Regions from separate parts of the Mus musculus genome. Here regions 1 and 2 are each linked to region 3. A link is a loop called in an ENCODE intact Hi-C map of the cell type or tissue named here. Cell type or tissue: heart. All regions are shown on one strand.

What was found. Peaks named below come from ENCODE experiments on the same cell type or tissue, not always from the same donor. Only the 100,000 strongest peaks of a DNase experiment are listed, where the experiment ranks them.
Region 1: it touches region 3 in a loop (3-fold over the local background); 11 of 42 quality-filtered maps call a loop at or near these places.
Region 2: a loop joins it to region 3, with 2.8 times the contacts of the local background. A loop is called at or near these places in 3 of 42 quality-filtered maps.

The regions. Positions count from the first base shown.
Region 1 is chr16:85,168,055-85,176,054 of GRCm38, reverse strand. App (amyloid beta (A4) precursor protein) reads left to right here and starts at 2,348. Exons shown (of 18, transcript NM_001198823.1): 1 at 2,348-2,553. The coding sequence starts at 2,497. In heart, CTCF peaks have their summits at 3,050 and 3,904; DNase peaks (open chromatin) are centred at 2,234, 2,914, 3,464 and 3,884; H3K4me3 peaks cover 3,392 bases; H3K27ac peaks cover 2,684 bases.
Region 2 is chr16:85,545,451-85,553,450 of GRCm38, reverse strand. It overlaps Cyyr1 (cysteine and tyrosine-rich protein 1), which reads left to right and starts at 3,078. Exons shown (of 4, transcript NM_144853.3): 1 at 3,078-3,415. The coding sequence starts at 3,343. It also overlaps the pseudogene Gm2541. In heart, no CTCF peak of the experiment used is centred here; DNase peaks (open chromatin) are centred at 3,160 and 6,730; H3K4me3 peaks cover 1,875 bases; H3K27ac peaks cover 2,010 bases.
Region 3 is chr16:85,675,154-85,683,153 of GRCm38, reverse strand. No RefSeq gene overlaps it. Among named protein-coding and RNA genes, the nearest start is that of Gm52244, 120 kb to the right of the region's middle. In heart, CTCF peaks have their summits at 4,765 (motif pointing right) and 5,937 (motif pointing left); no DNase peak of the experiment used is centred here.

The sequences.
Region 1 (8,000 bases), 510 kb after region 3:
CTGTGTATATGTGTGTGTGTGTAAGAGTAAGTGTGTCTGTGTGTATGTCTGTCTGTGTGTATGTCTGTTTGTATGTATGTCGGTAAATATATGTATATATGTGTATGTATGTAAGAGTAAGTGTGTCTGTGTGTATGTCTGTCTGTGTGTATGTCTGTTTGTATGTATGTCAGTAAATATATGTATATATGTGTATGTATGTATGTATGTATATGTCTGTGTGTGTAAATGTAGTGTGTTTGAAGTATAGATATGTGTGTGTATGTGTAAGAGTATGCTTGTCTGTATGTCTGTATGTATATATGTGTGTATGTCTGTGTGTGTATGTGTATATGTGTATGTGTGCATGTATGTACATGCCTATGTGTGTGTGTGCGCGCGCATGTGCATGCTTGTTGTAAGTCATCCTTAGGTGATGCTCTGGATGCTGAAGCTTTCCACTTTTTTTTTTTTTTTTTTGGAGATAGGATCTCTTTCCTGGCTTACCTTACCCAAGAGTCTGTCTGTCTCTCTCTCCCTCCTAAGCAGGTGCTAGCATGGCTGACATTTTTATGTGGCTTCCAGGGGTGGAACTCAGGTCCTCGTGTTTAGATAGTAAGTACTTTATTGACTGAGCTACCTCCCTATCCTTTCCTTGGCTTCTGTAGGAAATGAATGCCATATGTAATCAAAGCAAACGTTACTTAGCAAATATTTGTTGTTATTTGTTGAGGACCTTCAGAGGACAGACATTCAGGACAAATACAAAAAGGTATCTGTAGAGTTGGGCAGGTGGTATGTAGGCATGTTGATAGATGAGTGCTGACTTCTCAGAAAGGAAGAGGTGGAGACCTATCCTCCCACCACACTTACAGGGGATTGGATTCCTTGCTGTGGGAAAGAAAGAGCGGGCCTTCTAGGTTGCTTTCTATTGCAGAGTTATAAAAAAATCACGATCCTAAGCAACTCGAGGACAGGGCTTATTAGCCTCACGCGTTCTGATCACAGTCTAACGCGAAGGGAACTCAGAGCAGGAACACAGGGCAGGAACCTGAAGCAGGAACTGGGCAGTGGCAGAAACTGCTTGTTGTTTTTTTCCCTCCTGGCTTCTTCAGCCTGCTTCCTTACACAAGCCAGGACCACCTGCTCAGGGCTGGTCTCCCACATCAACTAATAAGAAAGAATATGCCCCACAGGTTTGCCTGCATGTCAGTCTAATGGAGGCATGTCTCTCAATTTAGGTTCCCCCTTCCCAGATGACCAGAGCTCATGTCAAGTTATTAAAAAATTAAGCAGCAAACACATCAGGTAAAGGAAAAGGCTGTGGCCTCAGAAGCCAGGAATGCATTTGGTATTACCTTCATCTCCTTCCACTAGCCTAGGGAGAGCCAAAAGCTTGGCGTCTGAAGCCACATTAGGTCGGGAGGGTGGTGGTAGTGGGAGCATGTCTGGATGGGTCTAATGTAATTTTAACACTGGGAAGTTTGTGTTTAATCTAGGAGAAAATGGTTTTACGGAGGTTCATTTCACTGGATAAGGGCAGATCCAAAAAAAAAAAAAAAAAAAAAAATCGAGAGCAGAGTTCCAGGAAGAAGTCCTGGGTGATGGAGGTGGAGGAAAAAGAGCCATCACTCGGTATCTTTTCTGGCCTAACTTTGATCTCTTCCCCATCTTAGATTTTTACCTCCCTGCCTCCTTCAATCCCAGATGCCGGTCCCCTTCTCTGAAATTATCCACGTCAAGCAAATATGCAATGATAATACATTTAAAAACCCACTTCCCATCTCCAAACACGGAGAAAAATGGGTCATTCTGCATCCTGTGCCCTTCTCTGGTACATTCTAAAGACAAAAATTCCAGATTGCAGTGGCGTGAAGGGTGACCTCCTACCAAAAGAAAAAGAAAATAGAAAAAAAAAAAATCCTGTTTCTTTTGCTAATGTTCTCGGCCTCGCTCCACCTCTCCAAATAGAGAGAACGAACTGCGGATAAAAATGCACGCATCGCAGCCTTAGCTCCTCAACCACATTTGGGAGAGGCCTGCGGGGTCGGGTGACTCAAGCTCGCGCGGGGACGAGCCGAGAGCGCTCCCGACTTCCCTGGAACCTTAACGTCCTACGGTTCACCTTCTCCCGATTGCGGGGTCCTCTCCCTGACCCAGATCACTCCCCAACTTGGTTCCCAGACCCCATCGGGAGCGCGGCTCCCCTTAGCCCAAGACGCCGCACCTGTGGGCTCTGGGTCGCCTCCCGCTGCGCTCGGGCGCAGCTCCCCGAGGCTCCGCTAGGGGTCTCTGTCGGGTGGCGAGCCGGGTGGGCGGGATCAGCTGACTCTGCCGGCTGCGAGCCCCGCCGCCTCGCTCCAGCTCTGTCAGTTTCCTCGGCGGCGGGAGGCGAGAGCACCGGGAGCAGAGCGAGCGCGGGGCCACCGGAGACGGCGGCGGCGGCGCGGACACAGCCAGGGCGCGGCGGATCTTCCACTCGCACACGGAGCACTCGGTGGCCCACGCAGGATCACGATGCTGCCCAGCTTGGCACTGCTCCTGCTGGCCGCCTGGACGGTTCGGGCTCTGGAGGTGGGTGCCGCGCCTTGGGAACGAGACTGGGGAGGCGGGCGCCGGGAGGACGCGATCCTCCCCACCGAGGAGCTTGAATCTCGAGACGTGGGGGGCTGTCACGGGTAGACCGCTCCTCGCCGCCCCCGCCTGCGGGCGCCCTGCGCTTCGGCGGCTCTGGCCCAACCCTGCCCGGGGACGCGCTGCCCGAGCGATGAAGAGGGAATGGGTTAGGGCGCTGGGGTCCCCATATCCGTGCCAGCCTAGGGCTGGAAGGCGAGGGGACGAGCCTGAACGCAGACCCTGACTCCTCCCTGCGTTGAGAGCTGGACTCCGGGATGCGAGAGACACCCAGTTCGAGGGGGAAGGGACACGTGTGGAAAACCGAAAGCGTAGCGTCTCAGGATTCAGTGCCCTGCGAGGAAATCGCCGCCCTTCCCCTTCCTTGGGGTCCTGGGTTGGAATGGGGGCAGCTCTGGATGCTGGGGAGCGCCTGGCTCACACTCCCTTCCCACCCCCGCCTGTCTTGACTGCGAAGCTGGGCTTTGCTCCTGGCGGCCGCGGGCGGCGGCTGCCTGCGCAGCGACCCTCTCCCGAGTCGGTGCGGGGTCGCGCACCGCCGCCTTCCTTTTGCAAACTTTGTGCATTTTCGTGTCTCCCTTTTGTGTAAGTTCCAAGTGATGGGAGGGATCGGAAAGTGCGGCCACCCGGCACCGTCCCTCAACCTGGACGTCCAGGACTCTTCAGTGCACCTCCAGTTTCTCCCTGAGTCTGAGAAGGTCCCCGGGAACAAAAGCCGCGACACCCCGCCCTCGCCGTCCAGGGCGCGGTGGCGGAGCCCTGGTAGTTGGTGCGCCACCGCCGTTCCTTTCCCCGAGCTGCGCGTCTGCCCCCGAGGGCCTAGAGGTGCTGCTAGGGCCCCGCGGTCTCCCACCCCCGCATCACCACCACCTACTGGCAATCCTGTGAGGGACTGCAAAGTCCTGAGAGAGAGAGAGAGAGAGAGAGAGAGAGAGAGAGAGAGAGAGAGAGAGAGAGAGAGAGAGAGAGCGAGCCGGGAGTGAGGCGTGCGTCTGGGAAGGGCAGTGCCTGGTGGTGGGGAGGCTGAGGCTCCAGGGCATCAAAGGAGGCGTTTGTCTGATTAAGGTGCGGCCTCCTATGGGGCAGATTTGGGAACTCTAGCTTAGTCACCCTGGGGGGGACACAGGATGCTGGGGAGGGTCCTCAGGGTTCCTTTTTTTTTTAAAAAAAAAAAAAAAGGGGTGCAGATAAAAGGATTGAATAGGGTGAAGATTAAGACGGAGAAGATGGCGCCTCTGCAGTGCAGCAAAGAAAAGCTGTGTGGAGGCTGCAGCCTGTGAAATCCACCCACCACTAGGTGTATAACAAGTCTTCCCCATTCATCCAACTCTCCAGCATGCAGCACAAGGCTTGTTTTCCTTTTTATCCAGAGATGCCTGGAAGTTGTTTGCGTGGCAGCTGGTTTTATTTCTCTTCATTTGTACCCTCTTCACCATCTAAGCATTTGCTAATAGCCCTTCCTCGTCGTCCTCCTCTTTCCCCTCTACCTCATAGGAATTTTCCCAAAAAGCAATTTCCGGGCGAGTGTTTTCCTGCAATTTTGTGGGGATTGGCTAGGCTATCACACTAGTATGAGTTTTTATTTATTTAATTTTTTTTAGCTCTTAATTTACAAGGTCATTGAACTTTTAGCCCCTCTGAATTTTTTTTTTTTTTTTAACCCACAAGTGGCTTCAGAATCTGTAAGTCACCTCAGACTGGTTAAAACAGGTCTTCGAAGAGTCTTAAGAATTTAGTGTTCCATTTTTTTTTTTCAAAGCCATTTAATCAAGGGAATTCTGATTTCTCTGACGACCTAAGAATTTAATTGTATAGTCATTCGGTTTTTCTAATTGTTTTGCTGTGCAGAAACACGACTAAGTAATTAAAGGAATAACTTTAATTTTTGGAGCATTTTACTTTTCTTGAGCATTTTTTTTAACTTGTATAAAAAGAGTCACAGTGTAGGCCAAGATGAACTGGATTTATGTTTTGGCTTGTGCGATTGCATATCCTTTTTCTGCCGAACATTTGGAGATGCTCCTGCAGTTATCATCACCTTTAAAGGGTTACTGGGAGCACTACATTCGTGCCTTTGGTGAGTCACTGGAAGGATAGGTAATTCATCCTGATGAGGTTTGACACACTTTGCAGTTCTGCGTCCACTGAAGCCACAGAATTATGAGTTGGCTGCGTTTTGTAAATCACAGAAAATCCGTCTGCTGCAGGTGGCTCTGCAAAAAGAACCCGTGTGATGGAGGGTGCTGATGATGGGGCCATGAGGGTACTGATGCTGGGGTCTCGAGGGTGCTGATGCTGGGGCCTCCAGGGTACTGATGCTGGGGCCTCGTCTTCCAGGGCGTCGGCATTTCCTGGTTTGGTTTTATTTTCCTGGTATGTTGAACAGAGGCATGCGTTTAGCAAACCGTGATGGACTCATCTTGTTTGCTTGTATAGAGCTGATAACTATCAACTTGCCTCGGTAGTGGTGGCTCCTTCACTGTCTGCGACTGCTGCCCGGTAGTGCCTCTCTGATGGTAGAAGCCTACTCATAGAACAGCGAAGCTGACATTCTTTTTTTGACAGGGATCCATCGGGAGTCACCGGTTACTGCTTGTCAGTGGGAAGCCATGATACTGGCAGACTATAAATGCTTCTTTCTTATCACCCCCAAGGGATAGCGTCCCTCATTACACTTGTAAGGCTGCAAGCAATTAAAAGATGGAACCGAGGAAATGAAAAGGTATATACAGGATCACAAAACTAAACTGGAAAATTCAAGATTTAAGATTAAATAGGAGAAAAATAGGATCAATGGGCTACTGGTTTGAAGGAAGGTGAAGTTACTTTTACGGCTAAGGTTTTTAAGTTTTTAGTTTACTGTTTATGACACGCCAATTTTCTATATCTCTGTGTTAAAGATTATCTGTCAGTCATCCTGCATATAGACGTGAAGAAGGTGCTTAATAAAATATTATGCGTTATTTTTGCAGAGGTGTTGTCGTGGGATTTACAGGGCATCTTTGACTAATACATTTCTTTTCTAATCTCTGCCTTTTATGTCAAGATGGACCTGCACAAACATACTTTAAATATCAAGCTCATGTTTACTTGACTGTATATATTTTATTGCCTTCTCCCACACTGGGTACAGAAGTATGCAGGGTGAATAAAGCATGCACATAATTATAAAATAGGAGTGTTGCGTACCAAAAAAGAAAGTACAGATTAGGCAAAGAAAAAAAAGAAAGGACACAGAAAGTGGGGTACTCAGAAAGTGTAGCAGGATAAAGACCTAGAATTAAAAAGAGTAAAGGAACAAGAGAACACGATAATCCTGGGATGTTTCCTGGGTGAAAGTCTCCAGCCAGGTTTGTGTCCTGGGTCTGTGAATGGAGGTTAAGTATTTGCATGGATTGTATTTGCTCACGCACAGACACTAGAGCCTACATGCAAGGCCTTTGTCTTATCTGTCTTCCCTGCTCTCGATTTCCAGCCAGGCACAGATAAGGTTTTACATAATGAAGGCGAGAACAAGTGTGGAGTTCCATTTGATTCATGGCCTCGTCTGTTCATTTGGGACAATTTGATTGATTGATTTTTAGGCCAAATCGTGTCTCTCAGCTCTGATCACCTTTATGTAAACCCCCATAAGTGGAAGCTTATGGAGCGTCCACTCATCCAGGCAAGACAGGAAATAAACAGAAACTGTGGCAGGTGTAGGCCAGACTCTGGAGCTGGGTGAAGAACTGGAAGAAGGAGACCAAGGCTGAAAGCAGCCTGGGAAGTATCCCTAGCACCATCTTGACCAGGGGAGGTAAGGACAAAAAGCTTCACCCACCATGCAAACTTCCAGGAGGGAAGGGAGAAGCAAATTTTCAAAGTGCTTCCATAAGGAACGTTAGCCAAGAGTTGTCATCCTCCTTTACACATCAGGGTCACAGAGTGTCTCTGCCTTCCTCCCTCCCTCCCTCCCTCCCTCCCTTCCTTCCCCCCTCTCTCCCTTCCTTCCTGTGTTTGTGTATGTGATGTTGGGATTTCATATGGAGACTTAGGCATGATGGACAAATGCCTGCTGCACTACATCCCCATCCCAAGGAATCATGAAGATGAAAACAAAACCAGAAGCAGAAAAGTTCCAGAGTGTTGTCAGAGTTCCACCCAGTACATCAGAAAGAGAATCCCGGAAGCAAGGCCTGGACATTGGCATTAAGGGAAGAAAAAAACAAAAAATTCTCCGGGCAATTTTAAAATAGAAACTGTGATTTTTGAGGGCAGTTACAGATGGACCAATTTGAACCACATTCAGGATTCATCAAGCTGTTCTGAAACCAAACGAGCCAAGTAATGGCATGGAAGCTAGTAGCTGTGCAGGAAAACAGGGAGGAGGGCAGAGGAAAGCTCGGGTCTGTTTGCAGCCTCGTCATCTCTCCTTAAGGCTGCTGTGGCTTGACATTACCTCTCTGTAGCCAGGACTGCAGTCACATTCCACCCCCTGGGCTAGATGACCTTGTGGCCTTTTGGGAAACTTGCCTCACAGAGCACACACCTGCGTTTGTGAAGGCCTGGCAGGCAGCCAGCACGCTCAGCTCCCAAGCCCTAACCTGGTTATTATTTTTTTTTTCTTTCTGTTCTTGTTTGTTTCTTGATGCAACTGTGACATCTTTTCCTTCTCATAGTGGGATCCTAGATACAAACCGTGGAGTGCAGAGTGATAATCAATACTGTCTGATGCAAGAGCTCCTGAGTGCTGTAACCTCCTGCATCTTACCTTCCGTGACCTACCCTCATGAGTGCGTGGGAAAGAGGACAGGCTAAGGTGGGGGAGTGAGCATGCTCCCTGGATGAGTAGCAAGGATAAGCAACTATACATATTATATTTCAGTCACAGTTTGCCCATGGAGGTATTATTCCAGGAGAGATGTTACATAGCTCTTTCCTTAACATGGATTGCTTTTGAGAGAGACGAATATTTATTATGAAAAAAAATGTTGGGTGAATTTTCTTTTCTTCAGATTGTTCTACCTAGGAGGTTTGACTGGTACCATCTTTGGGACAGGAAATGCTCCCAAGAATGCTGGATTAGAATGACTGCTGTAGTAATTTATTTAAAATGAGGTTTTGTTTGTTTGTTTGTTTGTTTTTTGTTTTTTTTTGCTACTAGTTTTAAAGAAAGCATTCATCAAGAAATAGCTATAAAAGAGATTACGGGGAACTTGGGTTCACATACATTCAGTCCTAGCTTCAGTACTGGGTAAAGAAGATATTTTATTTACATTTATTTATATGGAAACTGTTTTTATTTTTTGAGATGGGGATCTGTTTTGATTACTTTTTGTTAACTTGACAGAGACTAAAGTCACCTGGGAAGAGGGACCCTCAAGTGAGAATTGCCTTTATCAGATTGG
Region 2 (8,000 bases), 130 kb after region 3:
CTGTCAGCACCCGCCCACAGAAGCCACCCAGGCCTGCCCCAACGGCCAAACTTGGGTCTAAAAGCAACTGGGAAGATGACGAGCAGGACAGGCAGCGGGTTCCTGGCAACTGGGATGCCCCTATGACCTCAGCAGGGCTCAAAGAAGGTGGCAAGAGGAAGAAGCAGAAGCAGAAAGAGGACTTGAAGAAGAAGAAGTCGACCAAAGGGAACCATTAGGCTGGACTTGGCGGCAGCCGCGGCAGCCACTGTGTGTGTATGTGTATGTGTGTGTGTGTGTGTGTGTGTGTTGCGCATGTGCATGGCAGCGGCATCCTTTAAATGTCGCCCAGGGTCACTTGGCTTAGCAGGATTATGGACGTGTGCCCACGGATCGGTAGGATCCAAGGGTGTTGGAGACAGAGGCAACAATCCCGGGTAGCTGGTATAAGTTTGTGACACAGCCTGAGCCTTGTAACTCTGATTTTTCCCAGCACTAAATCCATAGCTTTTTCCTCGAGTTGTAAGGGTCTGCCTCATTCTTTTCAGCAGCCCAAGCCCTGCTTTGAGCTCTGAGGTATTTGTAGTTGTAGGAGTCCATAGGGTCCAGTAGGGAGCTAGGTATGTGTTGATGATAGACTACCTCCTGGCGGTGGTACAGTGCGCAGTTTTAAGTACAGCGGAACTTAGAGGTAAAGTAAGCTGTGCCTTGAGCCATGGGTGTCAGGATGCTTTTGATTCAGGGTACTCTGGCAACACTTAAGGCTATCAGGAGTCACTTCAGATAGAGTCTTTCCTTATTTATTGTTCAACTTTTAATCTTCTCCAGGTGGTCAAAAATTGACACCAAATATAGTTTAGTTTTTGGGAAACCTCATCTTTTCTTCTTGGAGAAATATTTGTCCTTTTTCAGTCAAAAGGTTTTGCTTAGCAATACCATTTCTAGTAATGATAGGTCAGTGTGCTACTGGCTATTAACACAAACACACAGCACACAGAGGCGCGTGCAGAATAATCAGCTAGGAAGCAAGAAGCTCATAAGGGCCCCTTCACAAGCTTCGACCCCATAGTCCATGCCGCGCTGTCACCTAACCTGTGGTTTACATCGAGCACCAGGGAATTCTGATGCCACCTCACTTCTGGGCTGCACGTGTCTCTTGGCAGTGTCACTTCCTTTTGGCCATGAGGATCTATTGTTCGAACTTTGTCCCCTTGGCAATGAGCACACGATGAACAGTGTTGGTGAGCTTGAGATGGGTCCGCGGTGTGGAAAGGGGAAGGGAAGCGTTGTGAGTTCTGGGCACTGCCGTAGCTAGGAGCCGGGACAGGACCCACCCGGGTTTTGAGGAAGTGACCACAAAGTGTTTGCTGAGTTTGCTTGGTTTTGGTGGGAGGTGGTGTGGGCACTTATGGAGTATGGATTGGTGTTAATGTGTGTTGTGAAAATGTGACCCTCAAGGAGGAATGTATTTTAGTGCTACTGACGTAAATAAAATGTAAACGTCAAAAAAAAAAAAAAAAAGAAGCTTAACACCATGTTTTAAACTGTAGGACAATAATAATAATAGCACTGCAGATGTTATAACTGGAAGCAGGGAAAAAGGAAATTATTAGTGGGGCAGGTATTTCTGGGCAGGGGACCTACTTCTAATGACAACTATAAAGGTCTAAAGTCAGACAGAAAAACAGGATAAAATCAGAATAGATGGCTCAGCACCCAGAAGGCTTGCTGAACACCCAGACCAGCTGGGTTTGTTCTCTGAGATCCACATAGGAGAAGAAAAAGAAAGCTGTCCTCTGGCCTCTACATGTGCACACAGCATCCCTGCCTTAAATGAAATAAACATGTGAAAATGTTTTTCCAGAGTGGGATAGATTTGAATGATGACACTAAAACTTCACTGTGTTTAGCTGGAGGTGAGAGTGGGAACCGGTCAGGCTTCTCTTGGAGCAGTGGATGACAGGCTCTTCCTCAGGCAGTAAATCTAGTTAGGGATTCTATATATTCCCAGCCTATGGTCTATGGCTCTCATCCACTGGGAAACATTTTTCCAAGATGATAGACTAAATTAAGGTGCAGATACATTTAGCTTTTAAAGTGCGTATTGCTTCCTAAAAGCAGTATTTCTAGTTACTTGGTTTTATACTTACAGGTAATGTCTTCCATTCAATTTAATCTTTTAAAAGTGTAGTGAGTTGGCTGTAAAAATCTCCTGTCCTTACACACTCACTTTCTGTATGAACTTTGGAAGCCAATTTACCTGCAAAGCTTCAGGTTGGCAGTCCTATTAAGATCTAATTTATCCTCAAATTTGCAGAATAATCGAGGAAAACACATTATTTTACTGGCTTTTCTTAGTGAAGAGAAATATTTTCTTTTATTTTTTTTCTCTGTTTTCCTTTCTGCATAGAATTGAGCATTTCCATTTACAAAGAAAAAAATTGATTTAGAAAAGAGTTTCTGCCTTGATTGATTTTTCTATACAATTGTACAAGTTACTTGCTAATATTTAAATTCAAAATTTTATAATTGTATTTTCTTTCTCTTATCTAATTGCATAGGACAGTAACTCCAGAGCAGTAGCAGTGGCCAGACACCTCTTGTTTCATTCGTTTTCCCTGAATTTGCTTGAAACGCTTCAAGTGTGTGATAAATAGACATTTTACCAGCTTTCTGGTGAGAAAAGCTTTTCCGTCTAGTTTGTATAGTTACATATTCTTCGTTCCTTTTAAATCTGGAAACTCCCATCTTCATTTGTTTAGACAGGAAACCAAAGCCTCCATCTATTCCTTCGAAAACTAAATAAATAAAATAAGAGAAAGAAAAAAAAGAAGAAGAAAAAGGGATGGGGAGTGTTGTGGCCCAGAGAGGACAATAGACCTGTGGAACCAGGGGGTAGGCTAAACTGTAGCAAAAGCCAAACAACTCAGAAGTTCCTTCCTGCTGGAGCCAAGCACCCTGCCATTCTATAGAGGAAAACTCAGCGAAGTGGGGAGGAGTCCGTCACCTCCCCACCCCCATCCGACTTTGGTGCCACCCTCATAGATGAAACCTGAACCTGGGTGGCCAAGGACGCCAGAGAAGCTGCCGTTTGCTTGCCAGGGCACAGCACCTTTGGGCAGAACATAAAGCCCCTGCGGCAGCTCACCCGGGCTAGGACCACCAGCGCCCAGCTGCCCTGCAGCCGGCCGGATTCGCCAAGGCTGGGGTCATGGCCAGGGCGGCTTTGGACCCTGCTCTCAGGACCACATCCCTGTTCTCCTGACCGCCCTGTATCCTCCGCATCGCTGCTGGGGTTCACTCCAGTCGCTCCCAGGTCTACCGGTCTCTGTCCTAGAGAGCAGCTTGGGGCCACCGGCTTGGATGGACGCGCTGAGGCTGCCCCGGCGTCCAGGGGTCCTGCTTCCGAAGTTGATCCTGCTCTTTGTTTATGCAGGTCAGTGGCAGTGGGAACAGGGACAGAGGGTCCAGCCAGGGGCGTGGGGCCAACGCAGGAATGTAAAAGGGTGGCGATTCCCCTAGGAGGCAACACCAGACAGCCGCAATCTCAAACACCATCTCTCCTTTAACATTACTAATTTGCTGGTTTGCTTTCTTTTTTGTTTGTAAAGCAACTCAAAAGCTCGCATTTAAGGGGATTTAACCCGGCTAGTGTAAAAGTGTAAAGACACGGCCAGGATTTAAATGAACTTTGGTCTAGGGCCGCCAGAGACTCTTTAAAATACTTGAAACATAAAGGTGAAGTTATTCAAAATAAACGCATTAGTGACTCTTACATTTATCGCAGGCTACTGACATCTGGAATAGTCCATTTTCCCCTCTTTTAGAAGTCAGTTACTTTAGACATGTCCCGTATTTTGTTTGTTTGTTTGTTTGTTTTTGTTTTAGAAGCTCCACAAAATCGACTGAACAACTGTAGGCTCTGAGCTATACGGTCTGGGCGAAATAGGATTTCGCCAGGCAAATATGCTTTTCTTTTTTAAATGTGATTAAGCACCTGTTTGTGAAAGGCCTCTCGTTTCCCTCCTTATAATTATTCGTAGTGGCAATTGCTGATAATTAATGAAGCAGAGTGCTTTCCTTGTTCTAAGCTTGATAGAGAGCCTTATGTGGCCTTTCAGGGCTTACTCAAGTATAAATTTAATTACATGTGCGCTCCTTGCATCCTCGTGTTCACAGACAGTACAAGCTTAAAGCATCTTGTGTTTCTAACTTTCTAAGACAATGAATCACAGGCTGACCTAGGCGTAGGCCGAGCTGTTCAGCTCCCCTCACTTGCCAAGACAAGACACTCCAACTGAAAGGAAGATGTCCTTCAGCCTCCCTCCTTACAGCAAAAGAATTGAATTTCACCATTGTATCAAGATAATCAAATCCATTACCCTGATCTGACAGAAAGAAGTCCTTGCTGGCTGAAAATTTTAATCTATTAAGATTCAGACGAGGGCCTGGGGTTGAGCACTGTTAGGCAAGTACTTACCTAACATAAACAAACAAAAAGGCTTGGGTTCAGTCCCCTGCACTGCATTAAGCAGCTGTGGGAGGCCCACGTGTAAGCCCAGCACTGGGGAGGCAGAGGCAGGAAAGTCAGAAGTTCCAGGTCAAGGTTAGCTGTATGGTTAGTTTAAGACCACACCCTACCCCACAGGAGACCCTGTCCTTAAAATATTTTAAAAAGCAAATTGGTATCTAAAAGTTATCATATTAAAGATGATATAGGGGAAATGCTGACTTTCTAATATAAAAATTAATACAAGTAGAAAGAGTACTTCTTTCTTGGTGACAATTATTCCAATTCTAGTGATTGTAGCATTTCTGCTGTTTAGATTGTGCTCAGTGTTTCTGTCGGAGGCACTAAGTATCCATGGTCCTCTTGGTCAGTTTGAATCAACATCTCACTGCTAGTTTCTTGAAAACAATGATGATTCTCCCCACCACTTCAGCTTATCAAAGTAACACACACACACACACACACACACACACACAAAGAAATAGCAAGAAGCAAATGATGCAGCGGGTGATGCTGTTGCCTTGACTCAGGATCTTCATGGGGCCACGGCTTCTTTGTTCTGGGTCTCTTCATGGTAGGCTGCAAGGCTGCTCTTGCCCCTTTCCCTTTCTCTGATCTTCACGCACAGCTCTTCCAGTGTTCAGGGAACCTCATCAATGGACCAATGGGTGGTGGCTAGTGAAATGGTTTCTATAGGTAGTTTTTGCTTTCCCTAGGCTTCTATTTAATCAGCTACAGAGGAGTTGCAAGCCCAGCACTAGGGTGGCTTGCTGGCTCATTTGAGAAATGTTGAGTTCTCTGGTGAAAATTCCCGAACCTCCTATTTCAGAGGCTCTTTTAAGGTTACCACCTTTATTTGATGCTGGAGCAGAGAGTTTTCGGTGGATGGTAAGGTGAGCTCATAGATCAGTTTAATGTGGGAAAGCATGCATCATGGCACAGGTACAATCTTGTACCGTGTTATCAAAGAAGGGGGCCATATTGCTATTTCAAGAGAGTAAGTCCCCATGGGAGATGCTTATTATGGTCACCAAGAGAACCTCCCAGGCGAGCAAGGCTACTAGACCACAGAAGAGCTCAGCCAAATTCAGGCAATAACTTACGAAATCTGAATGAGGAAAGCAAGCAAGACCGAGACATTTAGAAACTAGGAAAGCCCTGGACCAAGAAAACTTTAGGATATAGAATTCACATATGCTGCGTGGTAAAATGGGTAATCTCAGCAATGGATAGCTCAGTTTGGTTGGAACTGAGACATGATGGACACACGTGTTGTGGTTAAACGCCCGGACACTCTAATAAGTGAATTCTAATAAGTGATTTCACAACACAGAAAATCTCTTAAGTGGATACATTGACCATGGCCTAGTTATATTGCACAAAACAAATGTAATACATTCATGTTCTGTTTGGTTCAGCAAAGTTAAACAAATAGTAATTTCTTCTAGGCTTAATACATTGGGGGGTTTTTTGTGTCTTTTTGGTTTTGGCTTTTGGTTTTTAGGGCGTTTTGTTTTGTTTTTTTTTAGTAACTTTTGGAAGGAGATCCAAATGAAGTTTTACATTATTGTACAACTCCCACTGCAGGCTACAAAGACAGGATTCGATCAAGGTTTTACCTTCGGGGTCTCAGACCCTTCTTTTCTTCCTCTCAGCTTCGGCTATAGCTAGCAGAAGCCATTTCTAAGCAAGGGATTCAAGCCAGATAGAGCTATCCTGTGCTCCTGTACTCCACACTCCTGAAGTTGGGTGGGCAGGATGCTGGGGGAACCTTCCAGATCACACCTTTCATGAAAAAGTACTTGAAGACAGTCTGACTTCGTTTTCAGGGATATTAATTTGGATATTAGGAATAGTTGTTTATTATTTTTCAAGGGCAACTAGACTGTTCCATTGTTTCACAAAGGAAAAACAGCCCAATATGGTATGCACTGTGATCTCCACCAGATTATTCTCATATGAGAAAAATTGACTATGATAGCACCGTTAGCTTGGGGGTCTGGTTGAAGGAAGGGCTTTGATTGTGAGGACATTCGTCAATTCTGGGAAGCAGACAGCAGTGCTAGAAAATACCATAAAAACAATGAACTGTGTGTAACGTGGATGTTTGCTGCAGGAATTACCCTGCTTCGTGGCTAGAAACGTTAGGGCTTGGTTTCCTGTAAAGCTGACTCTCAGTGTTTTGATAACACGGTGTCCTCATGTCAGTAGTAACAGTAAGGAGTGCAATGGGGCAGTTGAATCATTCAGTTCCTGGGAAGCTTAATTGGAAGTCAGGGCTCCCAGCCAGCACCAGGAGTAATGGGATCTTCACTTCATGATCTCGATAGCTATTAAGAACAAAACAGCAGCATAGCCCTGCTAAGCTCTGCAGAGAGCTGACTTGTCTAGATACCTGAATCGATTGAACAACAACAACAACAAAAATCAAGCTGAAGGAATTCACAAAGGACACTAACAGCATAGGAAGCCTAAACAATTTCGGTGCCCTAGCTGGAAGAGGTGCCATATACCTCAATGTGCAGAGGGTAAAGTCAAGAGATCTGGGGTTAAAGGACATCTTCAGCATTCAGATATCCAGTCCAGCCTGGGCTACACCAACCAGACAAACAAACAGTGATGTATTTTCTTGAAAATACTGTTGTTGGTGTTGTAGCTTCTTTCTTGGAGCTATATGATCGATCACATTTCTCGTGTGGATTTAAGTAGAATAACAAAAATAATTTCCCTCTCCAGTCAAGTGGAAATTTTTAAAGTTCATTTTGTTTATCTGTGATACAGAAATAAGATGAAGAGAAAGAAAATATGACCTTTCTCACTTGTTCCACGAGAACCATATTAATTAACAAAGTCAGACGGCCTCTGCTCTATTTGGATCGCGTCTTAGGAAGACCTGGTTTATAAGCTCACGAAGGTTTGCTTTAAAAAACAAAAAGCAATAAAATAACATGTGTCCATAAATATAATATCTTGTACTTTCAATATCTTAGCTCTGTTAGGAATAAAAACTTCATATAATTTATAGCATACAATCCCCATTACTTTCAGGAGTTGAGCTGGAAGTGGCTCATTTTGAAGTTCTCGGGTACAGAATGTATATTGCAGGGGTAGAATGCTTTTTAAATATGTACCTGAACCACATACACTAGTTTATACTGCTTCTTAGAGCTCAGTAGTAACCGTATACTGTAAAAATAAATACTGTACTGTATTTATGTAAAAATAAATCATTAGGAAGAGCAAAGAGTTGTTTAAGGTCAGTGTGAGTCTTATTAAATATTTTTGTATAAATTCTCTTGTTGAAAATTACATACTGAAAAGCAGCATGGTCATGACGGGTCCAACACATCCTTTTAATCAGAAATTCCCTGCTTCACGTTGTTTATTGATTCCTCAGTATGATATCAGGTAAACTGTCAATTTACAAGTTATTTATATGGACATTTTCTCTCACCAGCTCATTGCCTTCTAAGCCTAGTAGAGCAACAGTATGCAGAGTCAATTCTGTAAT
Region 3 (8,000 bases):
AAAAAAGACATGTGCCAGGGCCGTGAAAGACTTTTATTCCACCCTGTTCAGTGCAGTGAACCCTGGGCTGCACTGCTGTTAGCCATTGCCTTCGTTACCACTGAAAATTAAGCAACTGCTTGTGTCCAGGTTCTTTTATGCCAAGATGTGACCCCAAATAAACAACCCTTCCCTTCCCACATGAAAAGCAGTTCCAGATGGATTCTGAACAGTACTAATGGTGCAAGAGTCAGCCAACAGCGTCCCTGGGGAGAACCTATGCTTGTTTGTCTTTTGTGGAAACCATACACCAGCATGGATGAGCTCCTTACAGATAAAATAGGAATTTCCCCAAATTTGCTGTGAATTCAGCTTGAATGAATATGGGTGGGTTTCCTTAGCTGCTGGAACAAATGGTGATAATTCTGTGAGGTAAAAGAATGAAAATTTACTTCTTGCTGCACTAAGGATCAAAAGTTCAAACTCCATCCCAGGGCTGGTTCTTCTAGAAGGTTCTGGGGAGGAATTTGCTTCGTTGCCATCTTCACCTTTCAGTGAGCGCCCGCATTCCTTAGCTGGTGTCTGCTCTCACATTGCCACAGCCTTGCCTCCTTCCACGAACTTCTGACTGCCTGTTTTCACTCGGGGTCTTTTAAAGATCCTTGACATTATACTCAGTCCATCAGAATTGCTCAAAATACCCTTCCACATAAAAAACCTTAACTTATTCATACCTGAAAACCTCCTTTGTCACAGGTAACATTCGGAAAAAATAGGATTGAGTATCTATGTGGAACATATCTCTCCCTCTCTATCCCTGTCTCCTCCCTTTCCCCAACTTCACACACTCACACACACACACACACTCTCTCTCTCTCTCTCTCTCTCTCACACACACACACACACACACACACACACACACACAGAATATATACACTGACAAATAATTTTTACTTCTTTTTTCCATGTCAAATGTAAGTGTTAATATTATAACAGATACCAAAGAGCTCTCAGGTTTTCACCATTAAGACCTACATATTCAGAGAATTAAGAAATCATTTTAGCTTTGCTAATTACGATGAAACATTTCTAAAGTGTCTATAATAAAGGCCTCATGAATATTATCTAAATTTCATTCCAGCAACATACCAGGCAGACCGTGTAGCTGTTAGGAATTTTTGTGATAACAAGTACATTGTCAAGTACAAGCTTCCACAATAAAAGAAGGTGACTAGGTAACATGTTCTAAGTAACTCTGATTGGCTGATAACTTTTGAGAGGGAAGAAAATGCGAATGAGCATCTAATTCTCCACTTGAGATTGAGTTGCCAAGTTGCAAAGATGTAGATAATAAATATTGTTGACTCCTAGCTAGCATAATAATGTAAAGGAATACAGCATTTTCATAACTGGCATACCATTTCAATGTGTTTCTATGTCCATCATTTTAAAATCTCACTTAAAGCCTAACAGACATTACCAGAAGTGCACGTTACACACACATACACATTTATAGCATTTAATTGAATACTAGTGTAGCTGTGACTTTTCTCATTGCTATGATCAAGCCTCAGACTGGATTCATCTGAATGGAGGAAAGGTTTATGTTCGCCTGGGTGTCACGGGAGTGAGGTGGTGGACAGAAAGGAGAGTCTGTCTGGGACCCCAGCCTAAACTCAGGGTGGGTCTGCCCACCTCAGTCAACTCAGTCTAGAAACTCCCTCACCAAGGTGTCCAGTGATTTGTGTCTGCAGCAGTTCTGAGTCCTGTCAAGCTGACTGGCCATCAATACTAGCTATCCCACCAGTTGCTAAACATTTTGGCACAAATTATGATCCATTAGTTCCCAAGAAAAATAGAACACTGTTTCACTGAAACTCTGACCATGACTGAATAATTTTCCCTGTTTTAACTCTTGGGATTTTTGTCTTATTCTTTCTGCCACTGTTTACAATATTAGATCAGTTTTGCCTATAGTGCTAAGATCTAAGGACAGCTAAAGAACTTCTACATGTGTCTAAGAGGGTTTATCTCACATTTTTGCTAAGCACCACTTAACTAGTTATTGAAATGCTCTTTAATTTTACCACTAATTCTTATCTAGCTATTTGAAATGTCAATATTAAGGAGGCTTCCCCAAAACAATATTGTTACACTTTTTGGAAACATCTATTGCTTACATTATGATTAATGAGAGAGAGAGAGAGAGAGAGAGAGAGAGAGAGAGAGAGAGAGAGATAACACACATATGCAAATGATATCCTTCAGCAGGCTTGTGGTTGTATATATTTCCAAAGATTCATTTCCTGTGCCTCTATCACTTGCTCTAAAGATAAGAACATCCCCATCTAAAAACCGTCACTCTTTCTTCTCAGGCGTCCGTCCTCCGAGGGTCTCTGCCTACGAAATCTTCTCTGGCAATCATCATCGCCCAGCCTGCAGATCAGGTTTCCTTGCTTCTCCCTTTCTGTTCCTCTTGCCTTTGCTGGCTGTGTCACAACTCTGTGGGTGGTCTGCTGTCATCACACTGTGCACCTGTCCCAATTAGCAAGCCTGAGCTGTTGCCAACACAGCAGGCTGAGTGCTGCTAAGCTGCCCCGTGGTGTGACCTCATGGCTCACCAGGCAGCATCTGGATGGTAGGTGCTGTCTAGACACCCGTTGGCTGGGACTGCGTGGTAGGCGAAGGGTATGGAGCCGGAGGTTTCTCACAGCATGGTTCAAGGTCAGAAAAGCACTCATGAGAAAATTAACATCTGGGACCAACTTACCCATCTCTGTCCTCTGGGAGCATCATGGGACCTGACACATACCAGCCTCAGATATTTGTTGAAATGTGTGTAGCAACTCTGCTTTTCCTTTGTGATCACAAAATCTAGAGTAATGTTGAGTCCAAGTACAGGACAACTCATGGGAGAAGAATTCTGGATTCCAATCTTCCTCTGCTGTATTTCAGCTTTGTGACAATGACTGTGTTTGTGGCGACCCTTTGCCCCAGTTTCATACTCTGTTTGCCCATCAGTGGCCTTGTTAGTGTGACCGGGATTCTTATTTAAAAAACAAAGGAAGAAAGGAAGGAAGGAAGGAAGGAAGGAAGGAAGAAAGAAAGAAAGAAAGAAAGAAAGAAAGAAAGAAAGAAAGAAAGAAAGAGAGAAAGAAAGAGAGAGAGAGAGAAAGGAAGAGAGAAAGGAAGAAAGCAAGCAAGCAAGCAGTGGCTTTGAAAAGTACTTAACATATAACTAAGAGACAAGTTTAAAGCTCAGAAATCACTGCAGTTTTGTTTGTTTTTGAGACAGAAACTCTCGTGGCCCAGAATGGCCACTCGAAATCCCTGGGTAACTAACGATGGCTTCAAACCTGTGATTCTTCTGTAACTAGCTCCCATGGGCTGGGATTACAGGCCTGAGCCATAATAGACTGTGTGGTTCTAGAGACAGAACCAGATCTCATCCATGCTGGGCAAGTTCCCTATGAACTGAGAAACATTCCAGCCTCATACCGTAATGTTTTTTTTAAAATCACAGTTCATTTCATCTGTAATCTTCTACTCAGCCTACCCACTTTGATAATTTTCCCACTCCTGTGCTTTTTAAATAGGACACCTATTTAACAACATTGCCAGTGAGCAATCAGAGTTAGTCAAAAGCGCTTCTTTACCTTCCTGTACTCCAGATCTTAAACTGGCCTCAGTAATGTCTTTGCAAAGACAGAGACTCCCAGCAACATTCTTGGGACCTTCATAAAGAGAGAGGAGAGGTGAGAGAATGTCCTAAGTCTTCCCTCCAAGCCTCAGCCATAAGTTTTTGATACACAGGTGCTAAGGAACCAGGCACCTCAACCTTGAGTTGTTGTCAGAAAACAATAAAGTGAGAAATGGAAACAGGAATCACTTTGACACAAGCATTCCCTAGGACTGAATGTTATTCTGGGTTTTATGTCTGCAGGTTTTATACAGCAAGGTGGGCTGTTCTCAGAGAGAGAGAAGGATACAGAGATGGCCTGTCCTTAGGGAGAGAGAGAGAGAGAAGGATACAGAGATGGCCTGTCCTTAGAGAGAGAGAGAGAGAGAGAGAGAGAGAGAGAGAAGGGAAGAAGGCAAGGGGGAACCTGCTGGAAGAAACCTTGACACATCCCAATGACTGGCTCAAGAGAAATTGAGTGAGATTGGAATTCTGCCATTGGTTCATTCATGGCTCTTAGCCAGAGGCTGAAGATCTCTCCCGAGGGGTTGATGGAGCCTCCTTTCTGCATTTATCATGACAAGTGATCATGAGGAAGGAGCCTCTGAAGGAACAGTTAAATGAGTTGTTTTCCTGTATTCAAGCACATCTCTACACACACACACATACACACACACACACACACACACACACACACACACAGAGACAGAGAGACAGAGACAGGGAGATAGAGAGATAGACACAGAGACAGAGAGATCTGTTTTTGTTTACTATTTGCACAGGAGTTTGGTTTTAATATATTAATCAATCATGAAAAAAAAACCCTCAGGAAAAGTTTATGAGCAAGAGGGAAATCCGTTGGCCTCCTGTCTTGTACATCTACATTGTATTTAACCAGATGGTTTCATGACATTTGCTGAGTCCAGCATAGTACAAAGTATAGCTTCATCAAACCCTGTAGCATGCTGTCTTGGTGGATCCATATCCAGATGATGGATAATTTCACCAACTGACAACTGTACTGCTTTCTGGTATGGAAGTGAAAAGGAGAAATTTACACTATCATTTATAAGTTAAATGAACTTCCTTGTGTAACCACTAGATGGCACTTTTAACCCACAATCAGCTACCACTAAAACTGATACTTTATTTTTATTCAAACATTCTTACTATTTGAGAAAGGATGGAATATAAGAGAATATTATGTTTCTTTAAAAAATATTAATTGTAAGTAAAATCTACCAAAGTATAGTTGAGTGTGACTTTTTAAAACATGAGCTTCATTTTAAAAAACAACTTAATGGCCAAACTGTGATCCTAGACTATTTAATGCACCAAACAAAAGATTTATGTAAGCCTACATTTTGAAATACACCAACATGTGAAATGCGGCAGCTGCAAATGAAGCAGGAAGTCTAGATTTTTCCTATTGTACTCCACTTGACTGCTAAAAAGCAGAATTCATATGTCTCCTTGGGCCTATGTTTTCACAATTTTTTGGAAACTCAAACTCAGTCTCGTGATGACTTCATTCGCTTAAATAATGTTTTTAAATTGTAGTTTACACAAAGCAGAAAACAACTTCCCAACCAAAGGTTTATAAAAAAAGGTCTATGTTGGACCCGTGCTGATGCTGATGACTTGAAAACAAATGATAATGTACGCTGAGCAATCTCAATGCGATGAGCACCGGCTGACTAGTCTCCCACACATGAGGAGAGATGATTAGGAAGAAGTGTGTGTTTCCACAAAAAGTAACGGCAGCGCTGACAATGTGGGTCAGCGCTCAGTTACAGGAAGATCGTAATAACCTCAAATGTAGTTCCCAGTCCCGGGAACACAGAACACTGGCTCCGGGGACCACAATTTGCAAGATGCAGCCAATCATATTGGCTATCTCCTGACGAAATCTAATCACTATTACTATCAAGAATGTCCCAGGAAGAGCGCATTTCATCTTCAACAGGCTTTGCAAGAAGGGTCAGGGAAAGCGAGGAGTAACCCTTCTCAAAAAGCCTGTTGAAGATGAGACATCTTCCCATCTCCCAAACATAGCACTTACATATCTCTGCTTTCATCTTGCCCTTCAGGAGAACTGGGATTCTCTGGGAATTGGCAGCCTTAGCTACAGCTACGTAGAGCATCAGACCACAAAGTGTCTGCTTCGCAATGAGGTGGAGGCAAAAGGAAAGCAAAGGAAGAAGAGCTCATGAAACCAGCCAGGACTTTCCAAGCTCTGAAGACCAGGGCACGTGCAGGTTCTCTGATGCCACCTAGTGCTCAAAGCTATATCAGATCGTTGTAGCACTGGTTCCCAAGTAACCCCCAGGAACGCTAGCCTCGATCTCATCCAATGGGTCCGGTAAAACAGATAGCCATTTCCTGTGTGACAGATGGAACCATAGGCATCTAACAGAAAAGACAGTTTGTGGGAGAAGAATGTGCCGACAGCGCTTGAGTTTACATGTGTTTTCCACAAGGCCTTTGTAGAACAAACAGCCCACTTTATCACCAGCACCGCCTTCCTTGCTGTATCATAATCGCACGGAAAGGAACATTTCGAAGACTTGGGTCTTTAATACGCTCATCTTTTATAGCTTTAAAATCATATAATGGTGGTGTCATTTTCTCGGAGCTCCCTGATGGAGCCCTGGCAGGTCCTAAAAAGCTTTGCAAAGTCAGTCTCCAGGTTGTTGGCACCATGGGAGAAATGCCCTTCTCAACCCCAGGAGAACAGTGGAAAACAAGAGCACACAAACAAGTCTTTTCCCTTCTCATGTTTGACTTCAGCTCTCTGAATTAGTTTTTCGGGTTGCAGGGAAGAAGCACCATGAACATGGTGGCTTAAAGCTCCAGATGGAGCCCAAAGACACAGTGAAGAATCAAAATGTCTACATAATCCCAATCCCTTGGTGCCTGGCCTCTGCCAGCTCTGGGGGACTGTCACTCCTCTGTCCTCTGGCATGCAGCTACATCATTCCTGTCATGCCTGTGTGCACGATGCCACTCTATCTACATTTCTGTTTTCACATGGTTTTCCCTCTTATAAGGATCACCAAAATTAAGTATATATAGTGTTCTTGTTCTCGCGTGATTGTATATGTGAATACCCTATTCCCAAAGGTTACTGTCTCAGGGACAAAGAGACAGATATCAACATATCTCCATAGAGACCACAGTTCACCACCCTTCCATCATCCTAGGTGTTTGGCTAAGAAGAATCTAAGACAAAAGGAAAAATCTGACAAAATCAGAGTTTCATAACAATGCATTATATCAATTCTCAAAGCGATTTAGCACCACTTTACTGACTTCCTTCTCTAAAGATGTCTCTGAGACACACAGACCCATACGGTTATCCACATAGGTACCCCACGCTTGCCAGCCAAGAAGCCTATAAGACATAATCTAGCCAAGAATTCCTCACAAAGTAAGGAATAAATCTGTCTTCTCCACAGTTTCCCCAAACACACACACACACACACACACACACACACACACACGAGAGAGAGAGAGAGAGAGAGAGAGAGAGAGAGAGAGAGAGAGAGAGAGAATATATGCACATACACACTAAATATCAGAGTAATTCTACAAATACAAATCAAATAACAGACATAAATGAAGCCCACTTGATTTTTCCATATCATTTCACCTCAGTTACTGCTTACTGCTTTTTCCTTCCTTGGCAATAACAATCCTTCCAGTATTGAGAACTTAGGGCATTCAAAATGGTTCATTTTACTTAATATTTCTGAATAAGGTTACTTTTAAAAGAATACATTAAGCAAGTTTAAGAGTTTAATATTTGCATCGAAATAGAAGGCAAGTGTGTAGAGCTATCATCAAAATGAAGAAATGGATTCATTTTATCTACCTTCTAAATCATAAGTTCTTATGAAACATCAATATTGTTTACGAAGGCAGCAAATTGGATTTTCTTTGGGGGTGATATGGCAGATGATAACAGCTGACTTAGTAAGAACTTGGGAATGAGAAATGGCAGTATAAAAAGCAAGGGAAAGAGCTGAAGCAAAAAGAAACAAGCCCAGGTAAGCGCTCCAGAAACAGCAGCCAAGAGCAACCCCAACTGGTACCCAGCGCTACCGCCACTACTACTACAGGACCTGCCAGAGTGGTGTCTTCTCCTGGATGTGGAGGCTACAAAATCAGCAGAGTGGAAAGTTTTATATTTTTCAAAACCTATTTTAATTATGGTTCTTAAATACATCAATGTCTCTTCTATCCCATCACCCACCAGAGGTAGGGGAAAAGAAAGGTTGATAGTAAATGAGGTTGTGGACCTGTTTAGAAAATAGTTCTTTGGGGGCAATTTTAATTTCCA